Regions from separate parts of the Homo sapiens genome. Here region 1 is linked to region 2. Evidence: chromatin loops called from intact Hi-C (ENCODE). Cell type or tissue: endothelial cell of umbilical vein. All regions are shown on one strand. Each heading gives the region's core, and the rest is flanking DNA. Links, peaks and the distances in the headings are about the cores only. Region 1 has its middle 99 kb from the start of IQCM. Region 2 overlaps IQCM (IQ motif containing M).

What was found. Peaks named below come from ENCODE experiments on the same cell type or tissue, not always from the same donor. Only the 100,000 strongest peaks of a DNase experiment are listed, where the experiment ranks them.
Region 1: it touches region 2 in a loop (6-fold over the local background); 1 of 110 quality-filtered maps calls a loop at or near these places.

The regions. Positions count from the first base shown.
Region 1 is chr4:149,906,790-149,922,835 of GRCh38, forward strand. It overlaps the pseudogene RNA5SP167. Among named protein-coding and RNA genes, the nearest start is that of IQCM, 99 kb to the left of the region's middle. In endothelial cell of umbilical vein, for the core only: a CTCF peak has its summit at 7,921 (motif pointing right); a DNase peak (open chromatin) is centred at 7,922.
Region 2 is chr4:149,363,122-149,379,167 of GRCh38, forward strand. All of the region lies in intron 13 of IQCM (IQ motif containing M), which reads right to left. Among named protein-coding and RNA genes, the nearest start is that of LINC02355, 220 kb to the left of the region's middle. In endothelial cell of umbilical vein, for the core only: no CTCF peak of the experiment used is centred there; a DNase peak (open chromatin) is centred at 8,090.

The DNA.
Region 1 (16,046 bases), core at 6,076-10,075, 540 kb after region 2:
TGCCTTTACAAGGGAAAAGTAAGTTCTCTACCAAACATTCAGAGAACAGATAATTCTAGTCTTATATATATTGATTTAATTTAAAGGAGGGTGATACTGATGCCCAACTCATTTTGTATCAAGAAATAACCTTGACACAAAAATCAAGATATTTTAAAATGTAAAATTATAGATTCATCTTACGTATGATCATGAACACAAAATCCTAAACAAAATATTATCAATCCAAATCCAGCAGTATATTTTTAAAAAATAAAATATTTTATTTATCACAATAATACAAAGATGAATTAATGCAATAAAAATCTGTTTATGTAATTGATCATACAAATGGATTATAAGAAAAAAAATTACATAATCTCCTCAACAGGTAGAGTGAAAAAAAGGCATTTGATAACATTTAACCTACTCATGACTTTTTTTACATTAGCAAAATAGTACTAGAAAAAAAACTTCATTAATTTAAAAAGAATATATAATAAAAACTCAGAATGAGTATTATACTTAATGGAATATTATACTAAAGAAAAATCAGGATGTTTCGAAGCATTCCCTTTAAAGTCAAACATAAGACAAGGATATTCTATTATTGGTTCTATTCAACCTTGTCCTGGAATTCCTAATCAATCAGTAAAATAAAATTTAAAAAAGAGTTAAGGATTGGAAAGGAGTGGGCATAAGTATCACTGTTTTGTATATAACATGATTTTCAACCTAGAACACTTAAAAAAAATCTGCAGATAAATTACAAGAGAGTTTAGCTGAATGGTGTCTACCGCCATACCACCCTGAATGCACCCAATCCCATCTGATCTCAGTAGCTAAGCAGAGCTGGGCCTGGTTAGTACTTGGATGGGAGAGTTTAGCTGAATTGCAAGGTGAGAAAAAAGCAATACATTAAATCTGTAATGCTTCCATATACGTGTAACAATTAGAAAATGTATTTTTTAAAAGACTCCATTTTTAAAAAGACTCCATAACAACAACAAAAACTATAAAATACATACAAATAAAATTTAAAATGTTGGGTAGCACCTATATGGAAAAAATTTACCAAACATCATCTCAAGGTAGAAAAAAATAACCAAATGAAAGAAGAAATATATGATGTTCATGGGTGGAAAGAGTTGAACCATAAAGTTTTTCATTTTGCTCAAATTTATATATAAATCAATGTAATTCCAATTTAAAACTCCATAGATTTCTATGAAACTTGAAAAGCTGATGCTAAAATTTATTTAGAAAAGTAATGGAACAATAAAAGCTGAGATAGTTTTGGAGACAACAAACAAGCTGGGGTAACTTGACAAAGCAGTGAGGAATCAACACTTACTACAAAACTCTAGTAATTAAGACAATGGAGTCTTGACTAATTACACAAATGAGATGAATAAAATGCTCAAAAAAGAAAGAAGGTGTTAATAAATGGTTGTGGTACAGATAATTGAGCAAATATATTAATATTTATGTTAAAACATATTTATTTAATAAATTGGGCTGCCATACACAAAAGTTGTTTGTGATTTAAAAGAACAGAAAATGAAAAACAAAAGTTTACAACATTTATAAGAAAGGGAGACTATGTTTGCAGGATGAAAAAATATTTCTGAAACAAGGCATCAAAAGACAAGCAATAAAGAAAATACTTATACTACTGACTATACTTTTAAAATAAAACTTTAGTAGCACAAAAGACACATAAATAAGAAAATAAAATATGCTATATGCCAGGAGAAGGTATAACAAATATAACCATCAAGGGATGGGATCCAGAATTTAGCAAGAACTCTGAAAAATAAGAAAACAAAAGCTCAGTATAAAATAGGCCAAAGATAGAAATAGGAAGGTCAAAGAGAAAGAAACACGAATTGCTAATGAACAAATATAAAGATGTTATCCTACTCAGTAATCTAGAAAATGCAAATTAAGACTATGATATGATACCATTTCACACCCATGAAGTTAGCAATAAATTTAAAGTCTGTCAGTACCAAATGTTGGCAAGAATATGAAGCAATGAACTCTCCTAAACTACTGATGGAGTTACAAATTGGTACAATGTTGGAAAAAAATTTGGCAATATCTAATAAAATTGAAAATAGCCATACTTTTTGTCTCAGCAATTCTACTCCTAGAGAAACCGTAACAAGGTCTCCAAAGAGACCTATACACAATATTCTTTGCACTGCTATTTGTGATAGTGAAATGTTGAAAATAACCTATATGTCTACCAACAGAAAAATGGATTAAAAATTATGTGGTTAAACTATGGGATATTATCTTGTCATGTGATTCTTTACACTTTTCTGTATATTTGAAATAGCTCCCTTTTTTTAAAATGGTCAGGGAGGGTCAGAGTAGATGATATTTGAAAAATGAAATTCTTCCAAATATTTCAAATCTATTAGCTATGCTTGAAAAATGAGCAAAGAAATCTTTACACGATAAATTCACAAACACCTTGAATACATCAAAATGAATGATCTGTAAGGAACAGGTCTCATTAGACTAACCTAATTTTGTAACATGACAGAGTAATAGGCCTGGCAGATCAAGGGGCAGAGATAAATGCTATGTCCCAACTTTAGCAAGAATTCTTATCCTGTGCCATATGGTATTCTCATCAAAGAAACGGGAAAGGTAAAGAAATGTAAAAAAGAAAACAGGGATAGCATAGTCTAGACCTGGACTCCAGCCAACAGAATAAAATTACCCAGCACACTAGAAGATGGATAACTCTTCCTTCGGGGCTTATCAACCTCTGAGAACTAAACCAAAGTCTCTTGGCCTGGTGATAAAATGAAAACCCATAGGCCTTAAATGTGCAATTGACATCTAAGAGGCAGTGAGAAGAGCTCCATAATATGAAGATGTATTTTATTAAAATCGAGGAAGTGGTCAAAACCGAGCTAATATTTAAAGAGAGGATGACAAAAGAGTAGCACAAATAAGGAAGGGAAATTAATATTTTAAAAATAAAAGTGCCAGCTAGGAAGCACAATTCATATTCCTCTACATGAGAAACAACTTTATCCGGGAAAGTGGTGATTTTCTATTAAGCAGTCATTTGATGAGAGACACACAGGATAGCAAGAGAGGGATCAGGCTTCTCTGCAGCTGCATCTCCACGCTGTCCCAGGAAGCAAACCTGCCTGAGAGACCATTCATGTGAGCGACCAGCCAGACAGTTTCATGTACTGGGGCTGCCCAGTTGAGAGTAGAAATCACTTTAGAGGTCAGATGGGACATCAAGTTGAATTTTAAACATGAACGTGTCACTGTGATCTGGAAATCTATTAAAATAATGTAACATAAAAGTAGGAATGCTGCACTGACAAACCAGAATCCCCGTTTTCTCCATTTTGGCTCCACTGCGTGTCCACTTCCATTTCCACCACTTAAAGATGGAATAGGATATAGGAAGGTGGGTGGGGAGATTCTTCAAAATCAGCCAGTTGTTATAAAATTATGCCTGTGGAAAACAAATGATTTTAAAATCCAGATTGTGAGAGAATTTTAGTAAGCTATTTCACATATACAAAAGGCCTTACCGAGAATTCTGTGGCCAGCTGTTCTTAATTAGAGAGATAAGAAAATAAGGATTTAGATGTGCGAGATGGGATACTTAGATGAAAAATTTTACACGATTTTCCTGACAGAGAGCAGCTGATAAACCTTAGGAAGACTTTACATGAGAAATTGTAGAATCACAACTTTAAAGAAGGCATTCTTTAAATAAAATCTTTTCTGCTCTGGATAATTCTCTCAAAATTTCTCTCAGCCCTCAAATAAAAACTGTCCCAGAAATATTCTCCCCACCTAAAAAAAATTACCAAACAATTTTGAGGAAATATATTAAGAGAAGAAAGTCATTACATATTATACATTAAGCACATGGCAAAGTAAACTTTGCACTGTGCAATGAAGGTATTTTACCTTATACTATACACCCACATTCAAAACGTTGTTTTGCTTTTAAAAAGCATTGGTTAATGCTTCACAGAAAAATATATAATTTCAGAAACCATCTGCCTATGAGTCATATTTCCTCATTGCTTCCTCGTGTTTTCTTAACTAATTTGTTAATATTTGCATAAAAACAGGACCTTACTTTCATGAAAACACAGATATTCAATCAATGTTTATAATATTACACATTTGTTGAAATTACACTGAACAAAAAGCACATATATAATTCTTAGGTGCTTGCATGCTGAATGTGTGAGCACTCCTAGAATAAGTATTATGTGTGTATCTGACATGGTAATTGCTGGTGTTTTTCTATTCTCCAGGATCTGTTTTCTTATTTAAGGAGTGAGCCCAACTCTTCCACTTATAGGGTGGAGTGGCAAAGAGGAGAGAAGAGGTGAGAGGTTATCAGGGTGTGGGGTGTGGTGGTGCCTCCCTCTGTGTCACTCCTACACTTGCTTTCTTTTTTTATTATTATTATACTTTAAGTTCTAGGGTACATGTGCACAATGTGCAGGTTTGTTACATATGTATACATGTGTCATGTTGGTGTGCTGCATCCCTTAATTCATCACTTACATTAGGTCTATCTCCTAATGCTATCCCTCCCCCGTCCCCCCAACCCCACGACAGGCCCCGGTGTGTGATGTTCCCCACCCTATGTCCAAGTGTTCTCATTGTTCAATTCCCACCTATGAGTGAGAACATGCGGTGTCCTTGCTTTCTTAAAGGAATGAGGGCAGGTCACCGATGCACATGCACACATGAATTGCTAAAATGGGGAGTTTTTCCTAGCTGAGATTCAACAACAGCTCTCTCTGGCCAGGAAGTGCCACTTACAAGTGCAATCATTTGGGCCCTTAGCATCAGCAACTACAACCCTCAGACTGAACAAACTATTGATGCAAATGTGCACACAGAACCATTTCCAAAGATTCTTTGAAGTTACACATGATTGTGAGGAACATTTTAAGTTTGGAGGGATTTCATCCATTTCAGACCAAACCAAACATCACACCAAGTTAGAATCCTAAGGCATCAAAACAATAGAACACTTGAAAATTTTTCTAAATGACAACTCCAGAGATTAATACATGTGTTTTAGACACACTTAAATGTGCCTCAAATTAGTCTTTATAAAAGGTGTATTATCACATCATCGTTTATATGTAAGTGTAGGTGTCGGCACTATACGTGTACAGCCACTTGGTTTCAGGGGGCACCTACCTCAAATAGACCACCCCACTTTTTATTTTTTCTGGCTCCTGTTTCTTCATAGGAAGTGCACAGAGATGCATGTCTACACACACTTTTACAGGTACTTATACATTCACCTATTTAACACCGTGCATGTTCCTACACGTTAGGTGGATACTCTGTACATGTAGTATATTTACAGATGATTTACTGAGTCATAAAATCCCCCTTACCCTTTCTCAGCATAATAAGCATGAAGCAGTTAAAGAAAAAAAAAAGGAACAAAACACACACAGGGACTTGGCAGAAAGCTAAAAATAACAACGACATTTTTGAAGAGAAAATTGTAGAAGCAGGCTTTAAGGGGGATAAAGTTTTTCCAACACCATGGGAAAGTCACATTTCTTCCTTAGGCTTCCAAACCTTATTTAAGCTGTTAGGCAAACATGAAGAACTGTACCTCAGCTTCTAGCAGCTGCACATGGAGTGAAACCTGTATAGACTACCTACCTGTAAGTTTAGTCTGGGAAAAATAGATATTTTTAATTAAACTTTAATACTTTCAGATATCTATAATAATCCAAGAAGGCCAAGAAATGGTTAATGTGGTGAACCTGGATTTAATGAATAGATAAGCAGAATTTCTTAACAAGCCCACAAATATTCTTGCCAAATTTAAATGTATATCAAATTCAAATTAGATTTTTTAAAAGGTATAACCTGCCATGTATATTTTAAGCTAATCACAGAAAATCTATAGCATAAAAATGCTTTTAATTCCACATTCTAATGTGTTCAGACATTTAGAGTCACAATATTTCAAAATTATACCAATAAGATATCAGCTATTTCTTATTTGGAAGAGGTGTAAAGAACACTTCCCCACCCCAGCCCATTGACCGCTACTGCCGTGTGTAAATTTGCTAGAAAACGTTACAGCAGTGGCAAGAGGGATGTCAGGATCACCCCTCCCTTCCTAGGAGATGATGCTATTGATTAGTTGCAGGAAAGAGGGGCAACATAGTGATCGCTATAGCCAAGGAATCATTTAGCCTTAATAGAGTTTTGTGAAGCCAAAATGGTCACTTGTGTGTTTTTTAATTCATATTAAATTCCTGTTTAATGGTTCACACAATGTTTTACTTCTCTAGAACCTCTTTTATGAAATTTTCATGGAGAAGTAACTCACTAACACTAGGTTGCTTTTGTCATATCCAGTCAAGAGTATGGCTCCAAATACAGCAATTGGCCTTCATTGAATACCGTACAGACAGTGTTATATTTCACACATACCCATGCTGTCCTGAGTTTTTTCCTTCTTTTTTTTTTTTGGTTTACATTTTTTTCTTTTTATTGTGGTAAAATATATATAACATAAAGTTTGTCATCTTAGTCATTTTTAATGTACATTTCAACAACATTAATTACATCCACAATGTTGTATGACCATTATCATATCTATTTCTGAAATACTTTATCATGCTCATCAGAAATTCTATACCCACTAAGTGACAACTTCCCATTCCTCCTTCTCCTCAACCCCCAATAGCCACTAATCTACTTCTATCTGTATGAGTCTTCCCTACTGTAAGTATTTCATGTAAGTGGAATCATGCAATATGTGTCCTTTTGTATCTGGCTTATGCTACTTCAATTAGCATGTTTTCAAGGTTCATCCATGTTACTGCATATACTGGAACTTCATTTTTACAGTCAAATAAGATTCCATTGTATGTGCATATCACATTTTATTTATCCATTCATCTGTTGATAGACACTTGGATTGTTTTCAAGTTTTGGCTGTTGTAAATAATGCTGCAACAAACACTGATGTACAGGTATCTGTTTGAATCTCTGTTTTTGATTCCTTTAAGTTTATAACTTAAGAGTGAAACTGCTGGGGCATATGATCATTCTAGGTTTAACCTTTTGGAGGATCCACCAAACGGTTTTCCACAGCAGCTGCACCATTTTACATTCCCACCAGCAGTTTTCTCCTTCTCAAGCAACTTTATTTTAAGCCTTAGAATAGCCAAGAAAAAAAAGGACGGAATAAAGAATTGGCCTGTATCTCAAAGAGCCAGCCTGTGTAATCTTTAATCTTGTCACACTATACTCCTTTTATAAATGGCCTGCAAAATAGTCCCCATTTTAACACTTGGTTTTGTTTGTGTTTTTCTATTAAATAATCACATGCAATTAAGTAAATATTTCTTCTTTTAGTTCAGTAGCCCATATTATTTCCATTCTCCATGACAGCACTGTGGGAAAGCACTATTTTGGTTGAATGGAAGGAAACATGTCCAAGGCCTATTATTAGTTACCCTACGCATATTCTGGGAATTGTCCTCCGCTCCCCTAAATACCCAGATCCTTCCACACCACCAGATTGTGGTTACACTTTCCAGTCCTTTTCCTCCTTTAAAAAATTTTCCCATGTCATTTCCCAGAGCAATTGCAGGCTGCTCTTCCTGCTGCTGGCAGACTGATTGTCTCATTTAGTGGTGTAATTTTGTGTTGCCTACAGAAAGAATTTCTTCTGCATTAATCTTTTGTCTTAAAATTTCAGGAATAACCTCACTAAGTATACAATTTAGTGGTTGCTAGGAATGTGAACTGCACTTGATTGCAACAAAAGAGACCACGGATGACATTCTTGAAAACTGCACTTTATACATTTTTTTGGTCCATATAGTGCCATCAACTGATGCATTACAAAGTCCTTAGAGAGCAAGAACCCCACTAGAGGGCGCATTCTCAATGTGCGACCAAAAGCAGACCCTCCTTTCTCATATTGCTAACCTACTTAGGAGGCAGATAGAAATCAAAAATAAAATGTTATTATTGAGTGGCTAGCAGGGGCCAGGATTAGGATGAGGCACGTGAGATAGTCCCTCTGGGTGCAAAACTGAATGAGTGCCAAAAATCTTGGTAATCCAGATAAGTAATAAGTTAATGTAATATTTTGAGAAATAAAAATTAACGCAAAAACATCCATGATGAACAACATACCAAAATTTTAAATAAAGATAAGTATTACTGCCTTTTTCTTTTTCCTCTGGCTCTTATATGGCTCAGCACAGCACTAGTGGCTAGAAAGGTTTTCTTTTTGACAAAAGAAAAAAAGAATCACTGTAACATTTCTATGGTTCCATTACTCTACTTCCTCAAATTTCTCTCCCATGGAAATCATTCACACAGAGTCCTGGGCAAAACTGTGTACCAAGTAAAGTTTATCCTGAGGGGGTTCTATCTCTTTTTCCCTGCCCTCATCCCCAAACACCCAGTGTTCTCATGCCGTCCTGACTTCTCAGGGCGTCCCACTTGGGCATCTTAGCTAGACCTGCTGTCTCTAAAAATAGTCCAAACTCTGCACCTCTTCTAGCCCTTGTGTAGCACCCCCCAAAAAAAGAATAGGTCCCAAGGGGAAAAGTAGTTTGATATCAAAAAAGCCTAAGACCATTGAGATAGAGAAAAATTAGTCTTACATAGAGTCGTACAATTCTAGAATAAGATGAGAGCTCTACCAAACCAATTCTGTTTATTTTACTAATAAGGTTAACAGGCTTGGGGGAGGAGCCAATATGGCCGAATAGGAACAGCTCTGGTCTACAGCTTCCAGCGTGAGCGACGCAGAAGATGGGTGATTTCTGCATTTCCATCTGAGGTACCGGGTTCATCTCACTAGGGAGTGCCAGACAGTGGGCGCAGGTCAGTGGGTGCGGGCACCATGCACAAGCCGAAGCAGGGTGAGGCATTGCCTCACTCGGGAAGCGCAAGGGGTCAGGGAGTTCCCGTTCCTAGTCAAAGAAAGGGGTGATGGACGGCACCTGGAAAATCAGGCCACTCCCACCCGAATACTGCGCTTTTCCAACGGGCTTAAAAAACGGCGCACCACGAGATTATATCACGCACCTGGCTCGGAGGGTCCTACACCCACGGAGTCTCGCTGATTGCTAGCACAGCAGTCTGAGATCAAACTGCAAGGCAGCAGCCGAGGCTGGGGGAGGGGCGCCTGCCATTGCCCAGGCTTGCTTAGGTAAACAAAGCAGCCGGGAAGCTCCAACTGGGTGGAGCCCACCACAGCTCAAGGAGGCCTGCCTGCCTCTGTAGGCTCCACCTCTGGGGGCAGGGCACAGACAAACAAAAAGACAGCAGTAACCTCTGCAGACTTAAATGTCCCTGTCTGACAGCTTTGAAGAGAGCAGTGGTTCTCCCAGTACGCAGCTGGAGATCTGAGAAGGGGCAGACTGCCTCCTTAAGTGGGTGCCTGACTCCTGACCCACGAGCAGCCTAACTAGGAGGCACCCCCCAACAGGGGCACACTGACATCTCACACGGCAGGGTACTCCAACAGACCTGCAGCTGAGGTTCCTGTCTGTTAGAAGGAAAACTAACAAACAGAAAGGACATCCACACCAAAAACCCATCTGTACATCACCATCATCAAAGACCAAAAGTAGATAAAACCACAAAGATGGGGAAAAAACAGAACAGAAAAACTGGAAACTCTAAAAAGCAGAGTGCCTCTCCTCCTCCAAAGGAACGCAGTTCCTCACCAGCAAAGGAACAAAGCTGGACAGAGAATGACTTTGACGAGCTGAGAGAAGAAGGCTTCAGACGATCAAATTACTCTGAGCTACGGGAGGACATTCAAACCAAAGGCAAAGAAGTTGAAAACTTTGAAAAAAATTTAGAAGAATGTATAACTAGAATAACCAATACAGAGAAGTGCTTAAAGGAGCTGATGGAGCTGAAAACCAAGGCTTGAGAACTACGTGAAGAATGCAGGAGCCTCAGGAGCCAATGCGATCAACTGGAAGAAAGGGTATCAGCAATGGAAGATGAAATGAATGAAATGAAGTGAGAAGGGAAGTTTAGAGAAAAAAGAATAAAAAGAAATGAGCAAAGCCTCCAAGAAATATGGGACTATGTGAAAAGACCAAATCTATGTCTGATTGGTGTACCAGAAAGTGATGGGGAGAATGGAACCAAGTTGGAAAACACTCTGCAGGATATTATCCAGGAGAACTTCCCCAATCTAGCAAGGCAGGCCAATGTTCAGATTCAGGAAATACAGAGAACGCCACAAAGATACTCCTCAAGAAGAGCAACTCCAAGACACATAATTGTCAGATTCACCAAAGTTGAAATGAAGGAAAAAATGTTAAGGGCAGCCAGAGAGAAAGGTCGGGTTACCCTCAAAGGGAAGCCCATCAGACTAACAGCGGATCTCTCGGCAGAAACCCTACAAGCCAGAAGAGAGTGGGGGCCAATATTCAACATTCTTAAAGAAAAGAATTTTCAACCCAGAATTTCATATCCAGCCAAATTAAGCCTCATAAGTGAAGGAGAAATAAAATACTTTACAGACAAGCAAATGCTGAGAGATTTTGTCACCACCAGGCCTGCCTTACAAGACCTCCTGAAGGAAGCGCTAAACATGGAAAGGAACAACCGGTACCAGCCGCTGCAAAATCATGCCAAAATGTAAAGACCATCGACACTAGGAAGAAATTGCATCAACTAACGAGCAAAATGACCAGCTAACGTCATAATGACAGGATCAAATTCACACATAACAATATTAACTTTAAATGTAAATGGACTAAATGCTCCAATTAAAAGACACAGACTGGCTAATTGGATAAAGAGTCAAGACCCATCAGTGTGCTGTATTCAGGAAACCCATCTCACGTGCAGAGACACACATAGGCTCAAAATAAAAGGATGGGGGAAAATCTACCAAGCAAATGGAAAACAAAAAACGGCAGGGGTTGCAATCCTAGTCTCTGAGAAAACAGACTTTAAACCAACAAAGATCAAAAGAGACAAAGAAAGCCATTACTTAATGGTAAAGGGATCAATTCAACAAGAAGAGCTAACTATCCTAAATATATATGCACCCAACACAGGAGCACCCAGATTCATAAAGCAAGTCCTGAGTGACCTACAAAGAGACTTAGACTCCCACACATTAATAATGGGAGACTTTAACACCCCACTGTCAACATTAGACAGATCAATGAGACAGAAAGTCAACAAGGATACCCAGGAATTGAACTCAGCTCTGCACCAAGCAGACCTAATAGACATCTACAGAACTCTCCACCCCAAATCAACAGAATATACATTTTTTTCAGCACCACACCACACCTATTCCAAAATTGACCACATACTTGGAAGTAAAGCTCTCCTCAGCAAATGTAAAAGATCAGAAATTATAACAAACTATCTCTCAGACCACAGTGCAATCAAACTAGAACTCAGGATTAAGAATCTCACTCAAAACCGCTCAACTACATGGAAACTGAACAACCTGCTCCTGAATGACTACTGGGTACATAACGAAATGAAGGCAGAAATAAAGATGTTCTTTGAAACCAACAAGAACAAAGACACAACATACCAGAATCTCTGGGACACATTCAAAGCAGTGTGTAGAGGGAAATTTATAGCACTAAATGCCCACAAGAGAAAGCAGGAAAGATCCAAAATTGACACCCTAACATCACAATTAAAAGAACTAGAAAAGCAAGAGCAAACACATTCAAAACCTAGCAGAAGGCAAGAAATAACTAAAATCAGAGCAGAACTGAAGGAAATAGAGACACAAAAAACCCTTCAAAAAATTAATGAATCCAGGAGCTGGTTTTTTGAAAGGATCAACAAAATTGATAGACTGCTAGCAAGACTAATAAAGAAAAAAAGAGAGAAGAATCAAATAGACGCAATAAAAAATGAGAAAGGGGATATCACCACCGATCCCACAGAAATACAAACTACCATCAGAGAATACTACAAACATCTCTACGCAAATAAACTAGAAAATCTAGAAGAAATGGATAAATTCCTCGACACATACACCCTCCCAAGACTAAACCAGGAAGAAATTGAATCTCTGAATAGACCAATAACAGGATCTGAAATTGTGGCAATAATCAATAGCTTACCAACCAAAAAGAGTCCAGGACCAGATGGATTCACAGCCAAATTCTACCAGAGGTACAAGGAGGAACTGGTACCATTCCTTCTGAAACTATTCCAATCAATAGAAAAAGAGGGAATCCTCCCTAACTCATTTTATGAGGCCAGCATCATTCTGATACCAAAGCCGGGCAGAGACACAACTAAAAAAGAGAATTTTAGACCAATATCCTTGATGAACATTGATGCAAAAATCCTCAATAAAATACTGGCAAAACGAATCCAGCAGCACATCAAAAAGCTTATCCACCATGATCAAGTGGGCTTCATCCCTGGGATGCAAGGCTGGTTCAATATACGCAAATCAATAAATGTAATCCAGCATGTAAACAGAGCCAAAGACAAAAACCACATGATTATCTCAATAGATGCAGAAAAGGCCTTTGACAAAATTCAACAACCCTTCATGCTAAAAACTCTCAATAAATTAGGTATTGATGGGACGTATTTCAAAATAATAAGAGCAATCTATGACAAACCCACAGGCAATATCATACTGAATGGGCAAAAACTGGAAGCATTCCCTTTGAAAACTGGCACAAGACAGGGATGCCCTCTCTCACCACTCCTATTCAACATAGTGTTGGAATTTCTGGCCAGGGCAATTAGGCAGGAGAAGGAAATAAAGGGTATTCAATTAGGAAAAGAGGAAGTCAAATTGTCCCTCTTTGCAGACGACATGATTGTATATCTAGAAAACCCCATTGTCTCAGCCCAAAATCTCCTTAAGCTGATAAGCAACTTCAGCAAAGTCTCAGGATAAAAATCAATGTACAAAAATCACAAGCATTCTTATACACCAACAACAGACAAACAGAGAGCCAAATCATGAGTGAACTCCCATTCACAATTGCTTCAAAGAGAATAAAATACCTAGGAATCCAACTTACAAGGGATGTGAAGGACCTCTTCAAGGAGAACTACAAACCACTGCTCAAGGAAATAAAAGAGGATAACAAACAAATGGAAGAACATTCCATGCTCATGGGTAGGAAGAATCAATATCGTCAAAATGGCCATACTGCCCAAGGTAATTTACAGATTCAATGCCATCCCCATCAAGCTACCAATGCCTTTCTTGCAGAATTGGAAAAAACTACTTTAAAGTTCATATGGAACCAAAAAAGAGCCCGCATCGCCAAGTCAATCCTAAGCCAAAAGAACAAAGCTGGAGGCATCACACTACCTGACTTCAAACTATACTACAAGGCTACAGTAACCAAAACAGCATGGTACTGGTACCAAAACAGAGATATAGATCAATGGAACAGAACAGAGCCCTCAGAAATAATGCCGCATATCTACAACTATCTGATCTTTGACAAACCTGAGAAAAACAAGCAATGGGGAAAGGATTCCCTATTTAATCAATGGTGCTGGGAAAACTGGTTAGCCATATGTAGAAAGCTGAAAATGGATCCCTTCCTTACACCTTATACAAAAATCAATTCAAGATGGATTAAAGACTTAAATGTTAGACCTAAAGCCATAAAAACCCTAGAAGAAAACCTAGGCATTACCATTCAGGACATAGGCATGGGCAAGGACTTCATGTCTAAAACACCAAAAGCAATGGCAAGAAAAGACAAAATTGACAAATGGGATCTAATTAAACTAAAGAGCTTCTGCACAGCAAAAGAAACTACCATCAGAGTGAACAGGCAACCTACAGAATGGGAGAAAATTTTTGCAACCTACTCATCTGACAAAGGGCTAATATCCAGAATCTACAATGAACTCAAACAAATTTACAAGAAAAAAACAAACAACCCCATCAAAAAGTGGGTGAAGGATATGAACAGACACTTCTCAAAAGAAGACATTTATGCAGCCAAAAAACACATGAAAAAATGCTCATCATCACTGGCCATCAGAGAAATGCAAATCAAAACCACAATGAGATACCACCACACACCAGTTAGAATGGCGATCATTAAAAAGTCAGGAAACAACAGGTGCTGGAGAGGATGTGGAGAAATAGGAACACTTTTACACTGTTGGTGGGACTGTAAACTAGTTCAACCATTGTGGAAGTCAGTGTGGCGATTCCTCAGGGATCTAGAACTAGAAATACCATTTGACCCAGCCATCCCATTACTGGGTATATACCCAAAGGATTATAAATCATGTTGCTATAAAGACACATGCACACGTATGTTTATTGCGGCATTATTCACAATAGCAAAGACTTGGAACCAACCCAAATGTCCAACAATGATAGCCTGGATTAAGAAAATGTGGCACATATACACCATGGAATACTATGCAGCCATAAAAAATGATGAGTTCATGTCCTTTGTAGGGACATGGATGAAATTGGAAATCATCATTCTCAGTAAACTATCGCAAGAACAAAAAACCAAACACCGCATATTCTCACTCATAGGTGGGAATTGAACAATGAGATCACATGGACACAGGAAGGGGAACATCACACTCTGGGGACTGTTGTGGGGTGGGGGGAGGGGGGAGGGATAGCATTGGGAGATATACCTAATGCTAGATGACAAGTTAGTGGGTGCAGCGCACCAGCATGGCACATGTATACATATGTCACTAACCTGCACAATGTGCACATGTACTCTAAAACTTAAAGTATAATAATAAAAGAAAAAAAAAACTTAAAAAAAATAAAAATAAAATAAAAATAAAAATAAAAAAATAAGGTTAACAGGCTCAAGGGGATTAAAAAGGACTAGTGAAACGATTACACATGAGGCATAGTCAAGACTAGGACCCAGGTCTACTTGCTTCCTTCCCATTACACAAAATTGTCAGAACTTTTTTGCTTTTATTCCATGTTTTTACATTTGTAGGCAAATATTTAAAAATTCAGAAATTTCTGGGACATGAGATCATTCCACTTGTATTTTAGAGTTTACTACACAGTCAACATAATTAATGATTTCAAATATTTATTCAGAGATTATTTTGTATCCAAGATACTGTCATAAAAAGTCAAGATCCTAGTGTAGGAGGTGAAATTTCAAATAATCATTGAATAGCTAAAAAAAAAAAAAAAGAAAGCTCATGGAGATAGAAAATGGGCAAACATAAATGAGGAAATTCAGAAAACTAGGCACTGCATAGGTTTGCTACAATAAAAAAAGAGCAAGCATTTAAATGGGTTACAAAATTGGACACTGGAAAGCTTCTTCGAACATTTCAGTAATCAGAATATCTTCAAGGTTTGGTACAGGAATGCAAAAGGATTTCCTGACAATTGTATCCCATATACCAAACAAGTGACCTGGCTTCAGACTCCTTTGCCTTTTAACTAGTTTCTCATTACAGATGCTCCTTGACTTATCATGGGGTTATAGCCCAATAAAACCACTGGAGTCAAAAATATTATAAGTCGAAAATGCATTTAATATGCCAATAAACCCATTGTGAAGTTGAAAATCATTAAGTCAAACCATCATAAGTCAGAGACCATCTGTGCTCTATTATATGAAATATAAAATAAGTTTCCATAAATCAAAGTTAAATTAAAAAAACTACCAATAGCTTAGGAAATGTATGTCAATGCAGTTCAGTACAACAGACAATTTTGGTGGATGGAAAAAAACTGAGTAGACCCATTCCCATATGGTGAAAAATATATTGAATGTAGTTTGTGGATTGGAGGGGAGTAGGCATGATCCTTCCTTTTCTCAGGTTATTTTCTGAAAATGAGTACTGCAAATCCAGGAATTTTAATTGACTTTTTTCTTTTACTATAATATTGGCGACTTTTTTTTTTAGACGAAGTCTCTCTGTTGCCCAGGCTGGAGTGCAGTGGTGCGATCTTGGCTCACTGCAACCTCCGCCTCCTGTATCCAAGCAATTCTCCAGCCTCAGCCTCCTGAGAAGCTGGGATTACAGGCACCCACCACTGCGCCTGGCTAATT
Region 2 (16,046 bases), core at 6,307-10,306:
GAGAGCACAGAGCATCAGTGCTCTGGGATCAGGGTAACTAGGGTAGAAATGTCAGGAGAGGGCCTTCTGCCTTCTGCAGGTTGACTTGACTCCTTGTGGAATCACCACAGCATGACCTGGACAGGTGTCAGTGGCAACAGCAGCAGCAAGACACCTTCATCAGGCTTCCTGAGCTTCAGAGTGACAGCATCAGACATCACTGCAATGGGGGCAGACTGAAGTAGGGTGGGTCCAGGAATATGGAATTCCATGTTGCAGTCTAGAATGATGTATTTATAAGTGCATGCAAGATATCCAAGGAGAATTTGTAGAATTTATTGCAATTATTGGGATTGTCTTCATAGACAGCAGAGATTGTGACTATTTTTGTGACTATATATGTATCTACATATATATATGTATGTGGTTATGTATTTCAGAGATTGTTTTGAAATACTAAACATTTGCTTTCCAACCCTCACTGCTCCTAGCTCCTGAGTCTATCATCCAGGCAGGAATAATGGTTTCCTAAAGGGTGACTGGAAACAAATCACCTCATTTCTTAAGTTTACCAATTTTGAAACATGGAAAAAATTATAAGTTGCTAAAACATATTGTATTTCTGAGTTTTTAAATAATCAGGTCCTGTTTTAATAATCTGCAAACATGGAAGACATATAGCTATTTAATAAACATAGCTACTTAAATTGAAGTGAATAAATTTCTGGCATTCCATATATTCACTGCCCTCAAGCAGAAAAACCCAAGAACAATGAAGACAAGTGCATTTCAAGAAGGTTTTAAAACATAAAGCATAAACAACACTTTCAAAAGTAATGCTTCTACTGGAATAGTATGACTTTGTTCAGAATCAATAGCATTCTTAGGATCCAAAATATCAGACAGAACCTAAAGAATTTAACACATAGAGACATATGGTAAAGAAGATTATGTAATGGCATAAGAACCCTTTCCAATTTTAAGGAGATAAAAACTGAACTGGAAGACTGGAGAAGGAACAAAATAGAAGAGATTTATGAGATCCTGAGCTCTTGTAAAATGACCAGGCACCCTTTCCCATTGTACCTCACACTGGAGGAATAGAAAAAGAGAAATCTCAACGATAAAAGTCACATATTGTTTTGGGGAAAATCAGGAGTGCAGGGGTTTTATTGAAGGGGGCTATAGCAATAGCTCTGGGCACTGTCTAGATGATGTTTCCGCAGCCTTACAGAACATATCACAGCTCAAGGTGGTATAAGGAGAGCTACTGATACTGCTGAGTTTCCCAAGGGGTATGGGAATTCTGAGAAGGCTGGCTGACCGGAAAAGATCTAAGGTCAGGATAAGAAGAGGACAGAGTATATTCATTCAGTTACTGGAATTATAGCAGATATTAAGAATGAATGACAACTAATGGCTCCTAAGGTCCAGGTGGCATGATTTATGCCACAGAGGAGGCCAGCAAGGAGACAAGATTGCATTGAGGATGTCTGCACCAGATGAAAGGAAATGAGAGAGCAGGCCTATTATAAATGGGTACCCAGTCACAGAGTAAGAAAGAATAGAGAATTAAATTAGATGGCATATATAAATAATAAGAACATCATAAAAAGTCAAAATGTAGCTTATAGAATATTGAAATAAAAGAAGTCAGTCTGATTACCTACAGAAAAATATTTTCTACATGATATACTTGAGTTTGAAACTCCATACACTGTGCAACCTGGAAATATAAGGTTCATTAAAAGTGATTTCAACTCAATCAAGGGCAAGGGGTGGAAAGGAGCTAACCTAAGTAACTCTGGAAATCAGTGTTTTGATTGGAAACTGGAGGCTAAAGACAAAATGCACATGGATACAGATGGATTATATATATATATAAAATTATAGATATGTTTACAAATATGGGTTCATATTCATAAATATATTTCCTAATTCTACCCTCTGAGAGGGCCTGGAAATAGTGACACTTCAGTAGCAATGAGCACATCCAGTTTCTAAATACTATTTTCCAAGTAAAGGAAACATGATTCCTTGGATAAATAGATGATTCCAGGGCTGGGATAGCAGCAATACAAGACGTGCCTGCAGAATTGTGTAGTGACAGCAAGTAAGGAAATGCACAAAAGACAAAAAGATGGGGACATGTCAAAGAGACACAGGAGCCAACCTGAAAAAGCTCCCAATCTCTAAATCTGGAAAAAATTGAGCAACAACAATAACAAAATAATACAGTATTAGATTAGAATTCAAACTATAAAAGAAATATACATAACTATTTACTAGTATAATCAATAAATAAATGGTGAAGAAAATTTTAGTACAAAAGAATTCTTAATAAGCTTTATAGATACCTCCACATCCAGAAGAAAACTTTAATTCCTGTCCCCTACCCCCATCCTTTGAGTGTGAGCTAGACTTAGTTATGTGCTTTCATAAAACAGAAAATGTAAAGGGAAGGGGTAGCTTTATAATGAAGAAATCTGACAAACACTACTTTGGACAGGTAATCAAGATTAATATCACCAGTGATAAGTCATATTGATAGCATGTTCCCACTGATATGATGAGGACACTTCACCTCTGTGATATTCTTTCCAAAAATTTGTAATCCCAATCTAAGCTTAAAAAAAATCAGACAAATCCAAATTGAGGGACATTCTACAAAATACCCAATCGGTAATCCTCAAAACTGTCAAGGTCATGAATACAAGGAAATAATGAGAAACTGTCAAAGCCAAGATGAGCCTAATAAGACATGACAAGTAAACACACTGTGGAATTTAGAATTAGATGCTGGAATGGAAAAAGGACATTAGTGGGAAAACCAGTGAAATCCAAATAAAGTTCAGAGTTTGGTTAATTATAAGGTACAAATGTTAGTTTCTTAGTTTTCACAATTGTACCACAGTTATCTCATAGATGTTAATAGGAGAAGTAGGGGAGGGAATTCTGTATTATCTTTGTAAGTCTTCTATAAATCTAAAATTATTTCAAACTGAAAAGTTCATTTAAAAAGTGGTACCAACTTTTTTACTATATAGGAGGGCTATCACCAGTAACCCAAACATTAAAGCAAAATAACAGAAATACAAAAGAAAATATCATAGCTCTAATAAAAGAGTACCAACAGTATAGTGGGTAGATGCTAGACTTTTTAGACTGGCTTGTGAAAACCTAGGGTACAGTTTTCAACAAATTTTAGAAACATAATGGCAAAATATACTACTTATGGCTTTTAGAAAGAAAGAACCCTATTTCAATCCTCTTTCCCAGCTAAATTGGTCTACTCCTCTATGATCCTACCTCCAAAACTTCCCATATCTCTTTTCATTGAATGCTTTCATCCTGCTTGCTCCATTGCCTGTTTCTTGGCTATCCTTCAATAGGAGGTTCAAGTTCATGTCTGTTTGATGAATTCCCAGACATTAGTAACAACTTTGTCTTCTAAATTCTATAATCTTTTTACTCTATGTCAATGTTTACCACTTTTAATACTATATTTTTCATTGTCCTCAAAAAGAGAGTGGAAAGTCGATTAGCTTAGAAAATACATAACAGCATGAAGAGCTACACCAAGCCAAATAAACAAACAGAAGAAGCTACAAGAAGATTTAGGGGATGTGTTGATATCTACAACTTACTCTAAAATGCATTAAAAAAAGATATGGTTTGATGGGTGAATGGCAGAATGGATGTGTTCCTCAATAAGTTCTTTCAAATTTCCTGTATGTATAAAAATTTTCACAATAAAATGCTGGGGAAAAATACAGAAAGTTCAAAAATATTTGAAATAATTGCATATTTTGTCAATTGCAAAACGGATTTGAAAAACTAATAATGACAAACAATGAGGAAAACTAATAAAACTAACAATGAGAATAATAACTGTCATTTAATGTATTTAATTCTGTGCAAGGCACTGTGCTGAGTGATGTACTTATATTATCTCAATTTTTCTGTTTACCAATACCTGATGCTATCATTTTTATTATGAGAAGCTAAGACTCCTATTAGTAACATGTTTCATTGAGCTATAGATAAGTCTTGATCCACATATGATTTCAGAAATGTTTACAGCAACTCATTGGAAACCATAGCACTATTTATAGCACTCATTTTTTAAGGAGTTCCATGCTACATTATATTGTTGTGTGATTTATTATATGTATGCCCTGTATACAAACAAAACACCAGTAATTCACTTCAAAACAGAGGTAATTCACTTCCCTATATCATTACACTAAACTCTAGGAGAGTGTCCTATAGATAAATGAGTGTTTAGTAAATATTTGATAATGCTTATTCTTGTTTTACAGAAATTATATCATACTATTCACATTTTGACTTATTTACTCAAGAGGAATCTCTTGAAATCTATCCAAGCCAACTAGTGTATCTCTAATTCATTAAGTAGTACATAGTATTCTATTATATGAATGGGCCATAATATTCCTCTACTGATTAACATTTTCTTTGGTGCCCAGTTTTACCAACTAAAAATAATGCTACAATAAGCATGCTTATTTATTCAGTATGCTCTTATTTCCAGCAATAAGATTTCCAACATGAAGTGCAGAGTCAAAAGTATATATCATATTAATTTGAATAGATATTGCTAAGTTGCTATCTAAAACTCTATGAAAGTCATATTTCTACCAGCAATGTGGAACAGTGCATCTTTGCTTAGGTCTCAGCCAGCAAAAGAAGTTATTGCTTTATTTTGCTTTGTTTTAATTTTGGCCAGTCTAAAAGCTGTCAATCTCACTGTGTTTTTTCACCTATTAGTGATTTTGAGCATCTTTGCATATATTTGATAGCTGCTGCATTTTTGTTTTGCGAATGGTTCCTCAATATCTTTTACCTATTTTGCTATTAGATTGTGTCCTTGTTCTCTATTTTAAGTAGCTCATTGTATCAAACCTCTGCCTTCTAAAGTGCAATTCCCCTTCAAATTATATTTATAGATTTGTTTATATTATTTTTCACATAAAAGTTTGAAATTTATATAAAAACAAAGTCATTTGTCTTCTCTTTTATATTCTTTATTAAGAATACCTTTCCTGTTCCTAAATTGAATATGCAGCTCTCTAGATTGGCTTCCAGAGTTTTTATTAATTAAATAATTAATTGTTTTGGACTTGTTGAATTTTTTCAATTACTTCTTTTAGTATTTAGAGGTAATATTATATAATCAACCTTCTTAGAAGTATTGATGTTATAAACTATGAGAATAGAATTATTAATATGGTATCATTCTGAAATAGAATGTATTTGGCCTTAATATATCCTTCAATAGATGGCTGGACAACTTAACTTTTCTCCACATACTCAGTACTCATGACTGCTAAGGCAAAGAATACTCAACCATTTCCACCTTGTTAGAAACCTTTGGATCCTTCAGGTTCAATGATAACAAATCCATTTTCAGTTAATAGCTATGCATCCAGGTTTATATAAAAATTAGCTGGGGCTGTTTCTAAGCAAGGACATGAGAGATGAAAATACAAGATCAATTTTAGGGCTTTGAATTTGAAATTCCTCATCATATTTCTTTTTTTGAGGCTTTAAGGGGAATGATTGGAAAATACAGGGTAATAAAAGTTAAAGACATTAGAGTCAATGTGAAAGGCACAAATTATATATATACATGTATATATATATATACATATATATACATGTATATATATACATATATATACATGTATATATATACATATATATACATGTATATATATACATATATATACATGTATATATATACATATATACACGTGTATATATATGTATATATATACACGTGTATATATATGTGTATATATATACACGTGTATATATATGTGTATATATATACACGTGTATATATATATGTGTATATATATACACGTGTATATATATATATATACACGTGTATATATATATATATACATGTGTATATATATATATGTATTTTTTTTTTGAGATGGAGTCTCGCTCTGTCACCCAGGCTGGAGTGCAATGGCACGATCTCAGCTCACTGTGACGTCTACCTCATGAGTTCAAGTGATTCTCCCGCTTCAGCCTCCCGAGTAGCTGGGATTATAGGCACCTGCCATCATGCCTGTCTAATTTTTGTATTTTTGTAGAGATGGGCTTTCACCATGTTGACCAGGCCAGTCTTGAACTCCTGACTTCAGGTGATCCTCCTGTCTTGGCCTCCCAAATTGCTGGGATTATAGGCATGAGCCACCACACCTGGCTGACACAAATACATTTCTCTGAGCTGACCTAGATCCTAATATTCCAAACAAATATATGAGATTAACATAAGGAAGAGGCCCATCTAAAAAAGACATTTTTAAAACCTAAAAAAAATGTGTACAAATGCATTTTACCCCAAATGTTCTACATAACTTGGTATATTCCTTAACCTTCATTTGTTTTACAGCTTGTCATAAAAGTGGTATAGCATTACTATGATGATCTACCAGAAAATTCACAAGCAAGTGCTTAATTATTCACTTTATTTTAACTATGTTAGGAAAACAGCAGTGAAGATTTGAATTGCCAAATCGCCTAAGAAGAAATAATCATAAGAAAATTAAACAAGTGTTCTGATATATGTGCACAATGAGAAACAGCAAAGAAGGTTCAAACCATCTGTGCTTATAATCTTTTGGGTTCTAATTGAAATCCAAATTATCTTAATGGGATTTAGATAGCAACATTTAATAGACAAACTTTGCAAAGCAATATCTCACCAGAAAGTGATAAAAATCTTGCAATAATTTTAAAAATATTTATTTATTCTTATTTAATTTATTAATTTAGGAGACAAGGTCTCACTCAGTCACTCAGGTTGGAGTGCAGTGGTGCAATTACGGCTCACTGCAGCCTCAGTCTCCTGGGTTCGAAAGATCTTCCCACTTTAGCCTCCCAGGTAGCTGGGACTACAGGCTGGGGCCACCACGTCTGGCAATTTTTTTATTTTTGTAGAGAGGGGGTTTCCCTATGTTGCCCAGGCTGGTCTCAAGCTCCTGCCCTGAGGCAATCCTCCTGTGTCAGCCTCCCGAAGTGTTGGGATCATAGGCTTGAGCCACAACATCCCACCTGTTGTAACATTTTTAGCATAGAGTTTATGAGCATGAACTTTGGAATTTGTTAAGGCCACAGTCCAAATATTGGCACTTCTACTTAACATCTCTGTGATTTTAAGAAAGATGAACTTGCATTTCTTCATCCGTAAAATGAAAATAACAGAACCTACCTTCAAGGATTAGTATAGGAATTTAAAGAGAAAATATACATAAAGCACTTAATTTGAAGTATAATAATTTCTCAATAAACTTTAGCTGTTATTATTCCCCTTTTCCTCTTTTTTGTCCTCCTCCGCCCAGAGGACCAATAATAGCTTATCATCATTTGCATATATATATATATACACACACACATACACACTATACACACACTATACACACTCTATACACACACTATACACACACACACACACCCTTATATGGGGTTTACTGGGTTTTGTAAAAAGAGTGTGCTGGCTCTGTGAATGCACTTGCAGACAAGCAAACAACCCTCTCTTCCAGTGAACTGACCACCAAGTTGTTTCTTCTAACCTTTCCCTGTAGATAAGTTTCTGTATCTACCACTTATGTGTCTACATTCAGATGTGTAGACCACTGAAATATATAATTCTCCTTTCACTCTGATAGGTTTCCAACACACAACCCTACTCCTCCACCTACACACTATATTAAATTCTAGCAAATGTGTATTTTTATTTTGTTAATTCTTTATAGATAAATCAGATAGATAAATCTACCTGGTGTATCTAAGATATAACCAGTACACAGCCCAATTTTCCTGCCTTCTTACCCTTCCCTTCTTATATGCGCATGACTCTGGAAATATTGTAAGACTCAGTCAGGGGAATTTCTCGAATTTCCTTCTTTTAGACTTAGAAGTTAGGCAATGACAACTTCTGAGTAAGCATAGTTGTTAAGATGAGTATATAATCCCTTATCAAACAGGGTCTACATCTATGGAAGGGCTGGGAGCAGGATGTGTTTATAGGGTAAATATGCTCAAAGTTGTAAATTACCACTAGATGTCACCCTTTGTAACATGTAAGCAAACGTGGGGCAACTTTCTACTACCAAAGTACTCTGGAGCCAAGGCACTTGCCCCAGGCCTGAGAAACACCTAGCAGTAACATCGACTCTGCCTGTGACCCACTGCCACACTGGAAACAAATAATAAAGATTTCTCTCCAATGTAGTACTGAGGCTGGCTCTGAGTGTCCTCTGATCAGGATAGGAGAACCCACTTATTTTCACCAATAAGGACTTCATTTATTAACTATCCACCTCCTAAGGACTGAGGCACAACTGCCGTGTTTCTGTCTCCAAGAGTATCTATCTTTCCAAGCTCCATCATGCCAGAAGGCTGATGGAATTACCTCTTCTGTTCTCTTAGATTGTGTTGGTATCACTAGCAAGAACTGATATGGACCTCGGATTTTGCGATGAAAACTAAGATTAGTCAATACCTCTTTATCACATAAAGCTCCACAGAAATATGACCTAACTGTCCCTGATTCTCCAAGATTCATTCTACCACTGCTGACAGATCATGAAAGTTAATTTTGAGGCTGAAAATGCAGCATTTTTCTACTTCTCAAAACTGCACTGGAACTGAAGAGATAAAACATTGCTTAATTCATGAAAAACCCCAACTTTTTCTGGATTCACGTGTAGCATTTCTCTGCTTCTAAGGATGGCCATTCCTAAAGATCTAGTGGCATGTTCTAACCATGACCAATTCCTTTTTCTCCATTTGATACTTCTCATGAATTTCTCAAGCTTTAAAAAAAATTGTAATTAATCTGAACCAATAGTTAAAAACAATATCTGATATTTGATTCTTCCAACAACTTTCTGATAAGTACTTTAATTATCCCTATTCACAACTAACGAGGAAACTAAAGCTAACAATTTAAGTAACCTGCTCAAGATTAAGGAGCTACTAAATGCCAAAGCTTGAGCTTTAACCCACAGTAACTGCAGTTGACAATCAAGCCAAGCTTGACTGTTACCTACATTTTCAGATAAATATATTTCAATTATTTGTAAGCTTAGTTGTATTTCTTCAAGTTATCTTTACATTAAATTTACATTTTGTTTTGTAAACTAAAGTTGTACTATTGTTTATGAACTCATAGACTGTATTACTGATAAGTTTTATGAACAAAAATAAGTGTTTAATATAAGGTGTTCCATGAATTTTAGAATAAAAGAAACTCTAGGGGATGTGCCTGCTAAACCCATGGGCATGTAGATATGTGTAAACTTAAATGTAACCTTCCTAAGAAACCTGTAGGGTAGCCCCATATTTGAATGGAGAAAGCCTCATTCAAATATGGGGCTACACAATAGCCTTTCAGAAGGTTTAAGAACAAGTTAAGGTCACATAGACAGTAATTGGCAGGATGAAGGTGTACATGCAGATTGGGTTTTCTGACCATAACATTTATTTAATTTTCATTAAACTGAGCAATGCTTCAAAGTGAGGACTGTTTCTTAAGTTTTCCAGTTATGGCTTTATTTTTTTTTCTTATTAACAAACTAAGTTTAAGAAAATCAATTTGTAATCATACTCTCAATTGCACCTCTTTTCCTTACTTCATTCTATTGTCATAGTTCCTTGGTTTTGAGGGACAAAATTAGTGGTGTTACATCCTAGAATTTTTATCACTTGGCATCTACTATACTGGTAGTAAAGATTTTACATATAATATCCACTATACCATATCTGAATAGCACATGAATATTGTGTACCAATCCAGACAGTTTCATGCCTGAGATGGTTTATCACGAAATCTGTGTCTATAAGACAGAATAAACAGAATAGGTAAGTGATGCTTCTCAGAAAAACTGCAAAAATAAAGACCTTGTGTTAAATCTTCTGAAAGAAAATGTTGACTAGACTGATATTGTGAAAGCAAATGAAGTAACTAAATGTAGAAAGTTTTAAAAAATACTCTGGATCTTATTTTGTGTCAGGCACTAGTGAAATCACTTTATATGTTATTTTATTTTTTTAAATCACTACCCTTACATGACACCTACAATTGTAACCTCAAATTTTACACATGAGGAAACTGAGGCATAGAAATTACAAGTAAATTTCTCACAGTCACATGGCTAGTAAACTCCATGACTGGACTTCAAACCTAAGTAGTGTAAGTGGGGTGTCTGAATCCAACAGCAACAATAACAGCAATGAATCAGACACCATATAAGCACTTTGCCTGTATTTTCTCATTTAACCTTGACACTAACCCTATGAGATGTTACTATCATAGTTCTCATTTTAAGAATGAGAAAACGAAGGTTCACAGAGGTTAAATAACGTGTACAATATATTTAATGGATGGCTGTTCAGGATTTGAATCTAGCTAGTCAACAGACTATAATTTTGTCTATTAAGTGAATATAAATTACCTGCATAAATATTTAATTCAGGTATATGTGTGTATTTTATACAAATTTTTTTTCATTATTGACATTATAATCTTAGGCCCAGGAATTAAAATATAAAATGGTTATACGAGCATTTATAAATATTTTCTATTCATGGATATTGATTCTGTCATGGATATTGTGGGTTGACTCCTCACTTCTGGCCATCTTTTAGATCTAGAACACTGAGAAATTTTAAAAAATATTTCTCAGAGGCCCATGGAACTCAAATTCTGGATGTTAATTATTTTCCACCAATTAGCTACACTCACTTAAGATTCAGAAGACAGAAATAAGGTGGAAACCTTTTCTCTGCCCTCACCTTTTCTTTTAGTTCTTCTTGCAGGCAAGGTCAAGGAAAGGTGAGTTGTTTCTGCTTTAGTGTTAGAAAGGCTGTTATCTAGAACAGAAGCATTTGCAGTAGCAGCAGCAGCGGCAGCAGCAATGGCATCTTCTTGATTTCACATCCTGATTTTGAGGATCCCCACCTGGGGTATGTTCTTGAATTCAAAACTCCAATCCAATGTTAGACACCAAGGTGGTAGCACCCTTGACAGGTCATCTCTTTAGTGTTCTGAGTCATTTCTGGAGGCCCAAACTAGAAATCACCCCTTCAACCCTCCAACAAATTTAAGTACTTAATTATTGTATCCATCTATTTATTTATCTATCTATCACATTTCTAGTGTCTATTTCCTGCCCTGGGTTTTGACTGATACAGTATTCATTGTTTAAACTGCATTAGTGCTGCCTGATAGAAGTTCTTGTAGCTAATGCTTTTCAGACACTGTGTTGCTGATTTATTTTACAGTTTTGTCTCTCCATGAATTTCAGTCAATCTTCTTCATCCCATCCCCCTTTCTCAGTAACTTCACCCATTCACTACTCCAAAAACATCTTTGAAAACCATTTTGACAGCCAAGCCTAACAAACCCAAAATGATAACATTCCAGCTTAGGAATGTTATTTTGATAGAAAAAGAAATTCTAGAAATAGAATGTTCAAATTTTTATTTGTTGTAAGACACTTAAAATAATAATGCTATTAATGAAAGGAAGTTTTGTTTGTTTGCTTTCCTGTTTTCTGGTGTATTTATACTGGGAAACATGTCCTGAGACCTAGCTCCCAACTCCTGCCAACCTTGACCTTCCACTCACCTTTTACCACTGTGGTTACTTGCTTTGCTGCTGTTGCTGCTTGATCTTGCCTTGGATGTTATGTTTCAAAAAAGGAGTTTAGGTGCTTTTACCTGATACTTGGCTTTTGCTATAAAATGTAATTGTCTTCAAGACATGCGTATAAAAACTAGAGGACAAGATTATGCCAAGTTCCTTGCCTCTGCCACACTTTCTTTGTGTGTGTGTGTGTGTGTGTGTGTGTGTGTTGTGTGTGTGTGATGTTCTTTATTAGCAAAATTTAACAGAGAAGTAGCCATTAAGGTAGTCTCAAATCCATTCAGTTAAATAGCTCAGTAACTTCGTATCAAAGAATACATATTGGTATTGAAGCACCTTGCTTAATTTGTACTCAGCTGCAAACTAAAATAAATACCATACATATTTATATGTGATGGCTGTTGGGAAGAATATCAGAAGGGTAAACAACATTTGGGAAAACCAACAGGCATTTGTTTCTTTGTACCTGACCGAAACTACATTCAGCTGCTATTTGTGCTACTACATAGATGGGCGCCTACAGGCCATCTGATATTTCTGCTCTTGTCGTCTTTCCCTGTAGAAGGAAGGGAGGAAGCAGAGAGATCAAGAACTATGTCTAAGTCCCAGACACCATGATCAAATCAGAGAAGTCTAACACAAAGGAAAGTCCATATCACCAGGAGCTGGGTTAGTTTCTACTTTTTGTTTCTGGATGGCAATCAGGAAGAGGTTTGTAAAAATATATGTGTATATATAGTAAACAATTTCTACTTTCAAAGTGTTTTAAACATTAGTTTGAAAAATTAATCAGGTTAATACATTTCTGTGGAAAGAATAAGCACTTTTTGTCATTGGTCTCTTTCCAGGTCTTTTACAAAAATATGAACTACAATTATCATTGCTATTTTCTTGCTGCTGTTTTTCCTAAATATTTCCATTTAATTCATTGATTCTTCCTCCCGGTTTATGTTTCTTCAAATTCAGATTGGAAGTATGAAATTTTCTCAGAAAACAGAATTGGCTGCTTCAAGGTTATTTTGATTTAAACTTACAAATAATCATTTAATGAAACGAACAAACGTCTGTTCAATTTTCACTGATAAGGCCAGAAATGGAATATTTAGGTATTTTGTTTCCAATGATTTATTATAAAATTTTACAAACATATTAAAATCATGGAAGAATTACACAGAGAAACCACCTAAATTGTACAATTAATATTTTGCTGTGTTTTCTTTATCATGCATCTCTCCATCTATTTGCTCTGTTTGGGAATTCTGTAACCACCTCAAAAGAAGAATCAGGTGAAAAACATTAGAAAGGGCATGATTTTATAGAAATATTCCTACCCCACACTTAATAATGTTTTCATACATTTTGATTTTGCTTTTTACTATCCAAATTACAATAAGAATTTGGAAAATGTTTTAAGTGAACCCTGGGACTTTGTGACTCAGATCTCAATATTTTCTGCAGGTTTTCCCATGTTTTTCAATAAAGTAGGGTTTGTTGAGAAGTAGAGAAGAAAGGGTTATCATTGAGTATCAGACTAATATATAAAACTCCTTACATGCCATCACTCTGCCCTCAATTTTTAAATAATGGGATTTTATAAAAAGACTGAATAAAGGACTCTAAAGCGATAAACTGCAGAGAGATACAAGATGCTATTGCCAAAAACCAGATAGCATTCAATTAGTTTTTTTTAAGGCATTCTTATCACATCTCCTCCTAATATTAGCTTTCTCAATAAACAATAGCCTGCTGCAATATTGCCAGGGTTGCCCAGCTGAGATGACAATGTGCAGTGACAGATGATTGGGATCATCCGAAACTGTTGATGTTATTCACAAATGGCACTCACTGGTCCTTTAGTATAGGAGATTATTTTATGACTCTAACATGAAACCAGATTAATATTTATGTGGTAAGACAGATAAGAAATGCATTTTTCTGCAATAAAAAAATTAAACATATTTTTTGGGTCCATTTTCAGCTATTAACTTTTATCTAATTGAGTCTGATATGTACATAAGATAATGAGCACACACATCTTTCTGCTCTTTGAAAAGGCTTTAAATCTTGTATGACTATTCAAGACCTTAATTTAGGCTTTCAGATTGTATTTGCTTTAAATGAAGGAAAAATCAGTAGGGTAAAAAATATCTACAATTTAATATAATAATGCTACCACTCATACTGGGTTATGTCAATCTCTGGTTGTTAGACATATGAATTACTTGGTCACATGAAGCTACTGGGTCAAATTAAAGTTTATAATAATATTTTATAGACCATTCTTTTTCTCCAGAATACAGAAAATTTCTAGTTTTAAAACAAAAAATAAATAAGTCATTACTTTAGTCCATCTAACGAAAAAGTATATTTTTAATATATTTTGAAACATTGGCCGATTTGATAGGATTGAATCAATTAACATTCTGAAAAAAAATTAAATTTTATTTAGATGCCAGAACTGAAATACAACATATTGAAATCTTTGGAATTTTCAATTCAAGACATAAAGCAATTACTAGCTTACGATAAACAAAACATTTCTGAAGATTATCTCCAAGGCCCTGAAAGGTCTGGCTGCTTCCTATCTTTCCAGTCTCATCTGGAATGATGCTTGCAGGATTTCCAGGTGAGTCAACTCTCTAGTTTCCTCCTACCTTATTGAGCTACTTCTTCTCAATATTTAGAGATTCTCCATTTTCTCTGACCTGGAATCATATTCTGAGACTCAAACTGTCTTCTTTTTTCACTCTCTTGATGTCCTCATTCAGTACTGTGTCTTTAAATATCATGAATTTGTTAGTGTTTATCAAATGTATATTTCCAGTCTGAATATCTCCCTAAGCTCCAGATTTGATGGGGAAAGGGATCCTATGATCTACTACATATCCGGAAAATGTGGACCCTGTCAGTGATGTGCTATACTAGCAAGAGCAAATTCTATATGTCTCCTCCCAATTTTGCATTCAGAGACATGCGGGTAGCTTGAAATCAGCCATATTGGGAGTATTTAGCCCATGAAAATCAGCAAATGCTAAAAATCCTCACCTGTCCTTCCAGAGCTGGGTTAGCAGAACACAACTGCCTATCACATCCTGAAGAGGCCTGATATTGTTTGGCTGTGTCCTCACCCAAATCTCATCTTGAACTGTAGCTCCCATAATTCCCTCGTGTTGTGGGAGGGACCAAGTGGGAGATATTTTAATCATAGGGACGGTTTCCCTCATACTGTTCTCATGGTGGTGAATAAGTCTCACAAGATCTGATTGCTTTATAAGAGGAACACCCTTTCACTTGGTTTTCATTCTCTTGTCTTGTCTGCCAGCATGTAAGATGTGCCTTTCATCTTCTGTCATGATTATGAGGCCTCCCCAGCCACACAGAACTGTGAGTCCATTAAAGGCTCTGTCTTCATCAGCAGCGTGAAAATGGACTAACACAGTAAATTGGTACCAGTAGAGTGGGGAGCTGCTGAAAAGATACCCAAAAATGTGGAAGTGACTTTGAAACTGGGTAACAGGCAGGCAGAGGTAGGAACAGTTGGAGGGCTCAGAAAAAGATAGGAAAATGTGCGAAAGTTTGGAAATCCCTAGAGACTTGTTGAATGGCTTTGACCAAAATGCTGATAATGATATGGACAATGAAATCTAGGCTGAGATGCTGAGATGGTCTCAGGTGGAGATAAGGAACTTGTTGGGAACTGAAGCAAAGGTGACTCATTATATTTTAGCAAAGTGACTGGTGGCATTTTGTCCCTGCCCTTTTTTGAGATTTGTCTGACTTTGAACTTGAGAGAGAGAACTTAGGGTATCTGGCAGAAGATATTTCTAAGCAACAAAGCATTCAAGTGGTGACTTGGGTGCTGTTAAAGGCATTCAGTTTTATAAGGGAAGCACAGCATAAAAGTTTGAAAAATTTGCAGCCTGACAATGTAATGTAAAAGAAAATCCCATTTTCTGAGGAGAAATTCAAGCCGGCTGCAGAAATTTGCATAAGTAACAAGGAGCCAAATGTTAATCCCCAAGACACTATGGGGAGAATGTCTCCAGGGAATATCAGAGACCTTTACAACAGCCCCTCCCATCACAAACCTGGAGGCCTGGGAGGCAAAAATGGTTTCATGGGCTGGGCCTATGGTCCCTCTGCTGTGTACAGTCTAGGGACTTGGTGCCCTGCATCTCTGCCACTCCAGCTGTGACTAAAAGGGGCCAAAGTACAGCTTGGGCCATGGCTTCAGAGGGTGCAAGTCCCAAGGCTTGGCAGCTTCCATGTGGTGTTGAGCCTGTGGGTGCACAAAAGTCAAGAATTGAGGTTTGGGAACCTCCGCCTAGATTTCAGAGGATGTATGGAAACGCCTGGATGTCCAGGCAGACATTTGTTG